Regions from separate parts of the Mus musculus genome. Here regions 2 and 3 are each linked to region 1. The links are chromatin loops, found by intact Hi-C in ENCODE. Cell type or tissue: heart. All regions are shown on one strand. Region 1 holds the start of Myoz2 (myozenin 2). Region 2 overlaps Synpo2 (synaptopodin 2). Region 3 overlaps Synpo2 (synaptopodin 2).

What was found. Peaks named below come from ENCODE experiments on the same cell type or tissue, not always from the same donor. Only the 100,000 strongest peaks of a DNase experiment are listed, where the experiment ranks them.
Region 2: a loop joins it to region 1, with 3 times the contacts of the local background. A loop is called at or near these places in 7 of 42 quality-filtered maps.
Region 3: it touches region 1 in a loop (7-fold over the local background); 6 of 42 quality-filtered maps call a loop at or near these places.

Annotation. Positions count from the first base shown.
Region 1 is chr3:123,033,582-123,036,081 of GRCm38, forward strand. It overlaps Myoz2 (myozenin 2), which reads right to left and starts at 1,406. Exons shown (of 6, transcript NM_021503.2): 1 at 1,239-1,406; 2 at 611-699. The coding sequence starts at 686. In heart, no CTCF peak of the experiment used is centred here; a DNase peak (open chromatin) is centred at 1,360; H3K4me3 peaks cover 1,479 bases; H3K27ac peaks cover 2,059 bases.
Region 2 is chr3:123,084,896-123,087,395 of GRCm38, forward strand. All of the region lies in intron 4 of Synpo2 (synaptopodin 2), which reads right to left. Among named protein-coding and RNA genes, the nearest start is that of Myoz2, 51 kb to the left of the region's middle. In heart, no CTCF peak of the experiment used is centred here; a DNase peak (open chromatin) is centred at 1,176.
Region 3 is chr3:123,091,162-123,093,661 of GRCm38, forward strand. The region is part of intron 4 of Synpo2 (synaptopodin 2); the gene reads right to left. Among named protein-coding and RNA genes, the nearest start is that of Myoz2, 57 kb to the left of the region's middle. In heart, no CTCF peak of the experiment used is centred here; a DNase peak (open chromatin) is centred at 1,510; H3K27ac peaks cover 2,307 bases.

The DNA.
Region 1 (2,500 bases):
ATTATTGAAATAATATCTTGCATCTGTCAAATATTAAAATTAAGTTGTTTTCACAAAAAAAACTCATTTTCAGAAAGTATTAATAAAGTTGGTTTTGCATGCAATCTATGTTAGTAAATCAATTGCTAATTGTGAATGCTGGTGTCAGGGTTAAACACTGAACATGAAATTCTATGCAGTCAGTTGTTTGTTTTGAAAAATTTCAAAGGCTGGTAGAACGTATTTTGAATTTTTTAAGTAATACAAAGTAAAAGTAATCACGAAAGAACAAAAAAGATAGGGCTGTGTGACCATTGTCTATAAGCAAACAAAATTAACAAGCATCAAGTTCACTGATAATGTGAGAGGCGGGCCCGGGAGTGAGCATCAGCTGTCAGCTTGCTTCATTCCTTCTGCAGCAGTTGTTCATCTGAAAATAGCTTTCAGATGAGGAAGGATGGCTGCAAAGGGATGCATTGCCATAGGCTTCTCTACAGCGACCACCCCCAAGCCCCCCAGGCGTCTCACGTTTGTTATGGTAGACAGGAAGTAAACTATAGAATATTAACATCAGAAAGGACCTAAATCCGTGCCATGCTACATTAAGACGATGAAGAGCTTTTAGTGGTACCATGTCCATGGATTTCCTTCGTGATGGCTGATGCTTGCTGTTTCCTTTGCTTCACCATGGCACTATGTGATAGCATAGTTTTTTGTTCCCTGTTGAAAGTAAGGGGACATGATTGAGGCAGTGTGAAGGGTTCTTTACAATCATCCTTTCTGAAAGAGAAAATCTCCCTTCGTTAGTACGAATCAGCTACTGCTTTTTTACTGAAAGGCCAACATAGACTGCTTGTCTGTCTACACTGCACATGCCTATCAGCAGCTCATGTCCCAGGGCAGAGGGTGACAGTCTCCGACCCAGCCTCTGTACATGACCCAGTACATTGACCACTATGCATTGAGGAACAGGGAGGGGGCCAGCCTCCTTGCTCTCCCCTCTCTTTCCTACATGTTATTTCTCATCTGACAGTGCTTCTCTCCTGGCTGTCATCCCACGAGCATCAGGAGACATCACTCCCAGCAAACTCTTAAGAGTGAGGAAGAGGTCACATTCAGCCAGACTATTTGGTACATTTTAAGTCAGCGTTGAAAGCTACCCTTTACAGCAAAGGGTTACCATCCTTTTATGAGTCACATAACTCTGAACCTCTGGGGCCAACTGACTAATAAAACATTTTAGGAAACCGTCCACTCACCTTGCTGTCAGGCTGCGCTTTTCAGCAGGGGTGAATCCCAATTGTGGAGGAAGGCACTGAAGGTGGAATATGACGGCACTTGGGCCCAATGGGTTTTATCCTTGAACCTGGAACGGCATGGTCCCTCGATCTGACTCAAACAGGGGACTGAGCCTTTCTGAGAAGACTGGCATCCAGCTGACATCAACTGGCTATATATAGCACCAAATACTTTAGCTACTCATATCTTCCTGGCGAAAGGGAGGGACGGGGACACATTGGGTTCTCTCTATTGTATTTCTGGCCTCTGAGATAGTTGAATGAAATATTCATTCACTGGGCCTGAAGAATGTTTTTACTGAACACTTTCCGTTGGAAAGTACCACAGCCAAAATGGATTTAAAAACTTTCTGAAGATGTAGTTCTTATCCCATACCTTAGTCGAGGGGATAAGAGATGTATATTAATTAGAGCAAAATGACAAATTATTCATAATAAAAATGAACAGTAGGGGCCCTGGAAAGATGGCCCAGTGGTTAAGAACACTTGCTATCTTTCAGGGGATCTGGGTTCAAGTCCCAGTCACCCACATGGTTGCTCACAACTGCCTGTAACTCCAGCTCCAGAGGATCAGACATTGTTTTTCTGGCCTCTTCCAGTATCTGCATGGACACACACACACACACACACACACACACACACACACACATGGAGGGGGGAGACCTAGCAGAAAGGGAGGGGAGGTGGGGAAGGGGGTAGTAGGGAGAGAGAAGAAAAAACCTTTTTAAAAATGAACATTATGGCCAATATCTATGGTACCTCACCACGAACAAAGGCTGTGATGAGTTTGTCAACAGAGCCAGCCCGTAAGCAAAGGTGAGAATTGTTGCAGCTTTTAACAATAGGTAATATTTGAATGGGAATATAAAGAGAGTTTCACATCGGCCAAGCCATGAAGCTCAAGGCTTCTAACTGGATCATACTTTGGAAGACATCCATAGAAGTTGCCTCTGCAAAGTTGCCCAGCCTCTCCCAGGTCTGGAGGGAAGGAAGGACTTCTGCCTCAAGGAATTATAACAGGAAAAGTTCTCAGAGTCAACCACCTTGGCTTCCTGGCTGGATTTTGATCACAGGGTCATAGTTTTCCTATCCTGTGTGGTATTTTCCTTTTACGATTCCTTATTTTCTGGAACACACTTCCCAATTCACCTGGCTCACTTCTTCCAGGTTCAGAGTTCACAGTGTGGCATGTCGAGGGCTTGGTATTAAGTCCTCATGACACC
Region 2 (2,500 bases), 51 kb after region 1:
AAACAAAAAAAAACAAAACAAACAAACAAACAAACAAAAACAAAAAACCAAAAACAAACAAACAAACAAAAACCTAGAGTTATTTTGAAAGAGGAGCCTCACCATCTAGAGACTGCCATATCCAGGGATCCATCCCATAATCAGCTTCCAAACGCTGACACCATTGCATACACTAGCAAGATTTTGCTGAAAGGACCCAGATATAGCTGTCTCTTGTGAGACTATGCCAGGGCCTAGCAAACACAGAAGTGGATGCTCACAGTCAGCTATTGGATGGATCACAGGGCCCCCAATGGAGGAGCTAGAGAAAGTACCCAAGGAGCTAAAGGGATCTGCAACCCTATAGGTGGAACAACATTATGAACTAACCAGTACCCCAGAGCTCTTGACTCTAGCTGCATATGTATCAAAAGATGGCCTAGTAGGCCATCACTGGAAAGAGAGGCCCATTGGACTTGCAAACTTTATATGCCCCAGTACAGGGGAACACCAGGGCCAAAAAGTGGGAGTGGGTGGGTGGGAGGGTGTGGGGGACTTTTGGGATAGCATTGGAAATGTAAATGAGGAAAATACCTAATAAAAAATGTATATAAAAAAAAAAAAGAAAGAAAGAGGAGCCTCAGTTGAGAAGATACCATCACCAGGTTGCTTGAAGGCAACTTTGTAAGGCATTTTCTTGATGAACCTGTGATATGGGAGGAGCCATCCCATTGTGGGTGGTGCCGGTCTTGGACAGGGTGTCCTGGGGTGTATAAGAAAGCAGGCTAAGCCAGAGGGAGCAAGTCATAAGCAGCCTTCATCCATAGCCTTTGTTTCGGTTCCTGCCTCGGGTGCTTGCCCTGACCTGCTCAGTGATAGAGTATGACCTGGGAGCGCTAAGATGAAACGAACCTTCTTTCCCGGGTTGCTCTTGGTCTTCATACTTCATCTCAGCAACAATTGATACATGAGCCGTTTCTGTGCATTCTAGGAGGTAATTTGAAACTCTTCTGGATTCAGCTAGGAAGCTGTCTACTTTAGCTTGTAGCTAGCTGCTCGGACCCATCTGCCCCCTCCGGAGCCTAGAGACTTCCAGTCACCTCTCATTTGCTCCTGACCTCTCCTGGTCCATGGGGAAACACATACCATTTGTGGGCACGAGGCAGCAAACTTCCTGGTTCTTTGCCAAAACTGCTTGCCAACCTGTGTTCTCCCTTTCCAGATTTCCTGAGCGTGTCAGGTCACAGCCCTCTCTGACCCATTAGCTGTCCTCACACCGCCTTTCAGGTCAGCTCATCTCAGACTCCACTCAAAAATTCTTCTCCTACATGGTCTGAAGTGAAGGCCAGGGTTTCTGAGCCCCTGCCCTCCACTGTCTGTATCCACGTTCTGGTACGTACAGTCACAGGGACCTGGCTGAGGATGCGAGCCCTGCAGAAGTAGCGCGCCATTGTTATCTTTGTAAAGCCTACTGCTCTGTTCTGAACTCGGGTTAGTGCGCAGCCGCTCCTCTCTGGGGTTTCTTGGCTAAGACGCCAGCTTCACTATCGTTCTGCATGCATGCACACGCCATTTCCAGCCAGCTAAGTACAAAGCCCTTTATCATAGTTTTCTGTGTTAAAATATGGGCTAAACATGGAATAGAATTTTAGTCTACAAATTATTTTCAAGGAAAACGTCTAGAAACTTTCAATGGTCTTAAGAGGAGAGACTTTACAACTTGCGCAGGCCCTGCCTTGCAGAAAAGGACTAATTTCCTTCCAGGGCATCATGCATCCTTGGCCTGGGGACTTCCTCCTTATACTGAACCACACCTCCGTTCCTGGCTTTACCTGGTTGTTGATCCTGGTGCCTCAGAAACACAATCTCTCAACACTCTTTTTCTCTTCTTTCTCCTTCTCCCCAGTGGTTGGTTGGTTGGCTCAAAGCAGGGTCTCACTCTGTAGCTGAGGTTGGCCCTCTGAGTGGCCCTTCTATTTTAGTCCCTTGAGTGCTGGGCTTACAGACATGACTTAGCACAGACAGCTGGCGTCTACTTCTTTACAGACTTTAGGTTCTAACTTCTGCCCCTCAATACGCATTTGATCACTTTCACCATCTTGTCCCTGACTTCCATTTTCTATGTTCTTCTTTCAGTTTGTCAAGTAAGGTTAATGTAGAAACATTTTGAAATACACGCACACACACATGTGGGCATGCACACACATAACTGTGTGTACTCACACATACCCAGAACCAACCCGGGGGCTAAGTTAAACTATCCGTCACTCTGCCCATGGGTCCATGTCATCTGGCAGATATGACAATAACTTACATGGGTCAGTCAATCCTATATTTAGAGCATTTGGTTCTTTAACCCATAAGAGTACACGCTAATCCTTTTATGTGTACCAATCTTAAAATAGCTCAATATTTTTAATACAGTAAAGACTACAAGATGCTCACTGAACTCATGAGCCAGGTGGGGTAATATATCCCACAAGAGGAGCGAATACTAAATAATATTTTTCTACTTTTGCCT
Region 3 (2,500 bases), 58 kb after region 1:
AGTTGATTTCGCGTTTATTATGTGTCTGGAAATAGTATCTTCCCCTCACCAGATTTGTAGGGTCATATCCAGCTTCAGCTAGAATTTACCCAAAGAGGAGCAGTTTAACACTGGAAAAAATTCTGTTAAGATTCCGACACACTTTATTGTTTCTTTAATTTTAGAGGCAGGGTTTCATATAGCACACAGTTGCCTCAAAATGGCCAAAGATGGCCTTAAACTTCTGATCCTCCTGTTCCACTTCCTGAGTTATAGAATTACAGCCATTCTCTGCTACCCCTAGTTTATGCGAGGCTGGAGACTGAACCCAGGACCTGGTACATGAGAGCTGGTGCTCTACCCATTGAGCTCCATGTCCATCCCTGTCTAGAGGTATTTAAATATATAGCAAATATTTTTTTTCGAGGTGATTTAAATATAGTCTAGCTTGATGTTGGAGGATGAGGAAACCTCTCATTTGCTTTTGTTCTTGTGTCTTCTATCCACCTCTTCACAATACTCTCAAGTGAAAATTTTGGAAATGCAACTGTTACAATCTTTTATCAAGAAAATGCAGAAGAGCCGGGTGGTGGTGGCACACGCCTGTAATCCCAGCACTTGGGAGGCAGGGGCAGGTGGATTTCTGAGTTCGAGGCTAGCCTGGTCTACAGAGTGAGTTCCAGGACAGCCAGGGCTACACAGAGAAACCCTGTCTGGAAAAACAAAAACAAAAACAAAAACAAAAGAAAGGAAAGAAAATGGGGAAGTCCTTACAAGTTTACATTATTATTCTGCTTGCAACAGACAAATGACCTAACTGATAGGCAGTTTATGTATCTCTATCTTTTGGACTGTGTCTATCTATGTGTGTGTCTATCTGTTTTATCAGAAATGAAGCCAAGGAACCGAACATTTTAAGACAGTTTGACGAATGTAATAAATAAACATCAAAATGGTTCCTGCTTCGAGGTTCACGCCTGAGTTCCTGTCCTGACTTCCCCTGGTGAAAGACTGTAAGCTGTGAGATGAAATTAACCCTTGCCTCTCCCAAGTTGCTTTTGAACATGGTGTTTTATCGCAGCAATGGAAAACAAACTAAAACAAGCACCAAAACAATAGACTTCTACGCTTTATCTCACGTTTAAAGACGATCCTTTGGGAGAGAGGCCAAGGGCTGTAAGAGCCAGCAGGCTGGAGGAATGGGAATTCAGACTCCACACAGGTATGGGCTTGTGGTGTCCGGTTTCTCACTAGGGCTCAACTGTTCTTGAAATTGTAAAGTAGGAATAATGCTGTCTGCCATTTCAAGATTCTGGGTAGAAGAGTTTCTAAACTGAATGCCACACAGCACAACGAATCATGACCATTTTTATTATTGTGTGATGAGACTGTGTGGCTCAAAGGTGTCAGAGATCTGGCAGAACCTTTTGTTCAAGAGGCAACTGCATGGGCGGGCTGCCGACCCTAGACAAAAATAGAAGCAGGCCTTGACTTTGAAGTGGGGTGAGCGATGCAGGCCTCGGAGAGTGCCAAGGCAGCCCTGCCTCCCCGTGCTCCCAGAACATAGGCAGCTGTGCTGGCCAGAAACACCACCCCTGACCTCATCTCTCTGCTGGATCAGAGTGGGCCAGAATACAGAAGAGTAGTTGGTTTCTGATGTTCTATTTTAAAAAAGATAAAATATAAAAACAGTAGCTCTCAGCGTAAGTTCAGAGAGAGCCATGCTATGGAGAAATCTGTGTGTATTCTTCTTTGATCTCTTCATTTTAGAGATGCAGACTGACTGTGAGCTGACAGACTGACTGTGTGCTGGTCGGAATGCTGAGCACTAGGTGTCTGTTGCCTCCGGTCATCCTTCCCAAAGTCTGTAAATCCCCTCCCTGCAAATAAGCATGGGAACTACTAAAGGCATTTACCCCATGCCACCAAGTCTGCATTGCATGCATTTGCATAAAGGAATTGAAGGCATAGGCAATAAAATTTAATTTGAATAATCTATTTTAAGGCACGACAGCAGTTACTATAGCAATTTTTACCAACTTCTGAAAAGAACCCAGTGAATAAATTATAGCTTATTAAAATACTTCTATTACTATAAGCTGCATTCTATTGAAATAGCTGAAAGTGCCATCTTAAAGGCTTATAATGTGTAGCATTATTTAATTACATTTTAATAAGAGTCTAGATTGGATAAAGCTGCCCTGGGAAGAGCATCAGAAGTGCAGAAGGAGCTCGCAGCAGCCTACACTGCTCCTTACATGCACTGGAGCTGCAAGACCGGAAGAAGCCACAGTGCATGTTGGAGTTCTGCCAGAACAAACAAGAAAGCTCACAGTCTCCCTTACTCCCAAGCCGGGAGTAGGACTACCGGGAAACCAGAAGGCTGCAGAGAGAGGCCGGTGCCTGCCACCCACCCCTCCTGCATGCACAGGGCCTGTAAGAGGCGGAGGGATCTGGGAAAGTGGTCTTTGAACTTTGCAGCGGGGCCCGCAGTTTACGGCATACGACGTTCTTGTACTTT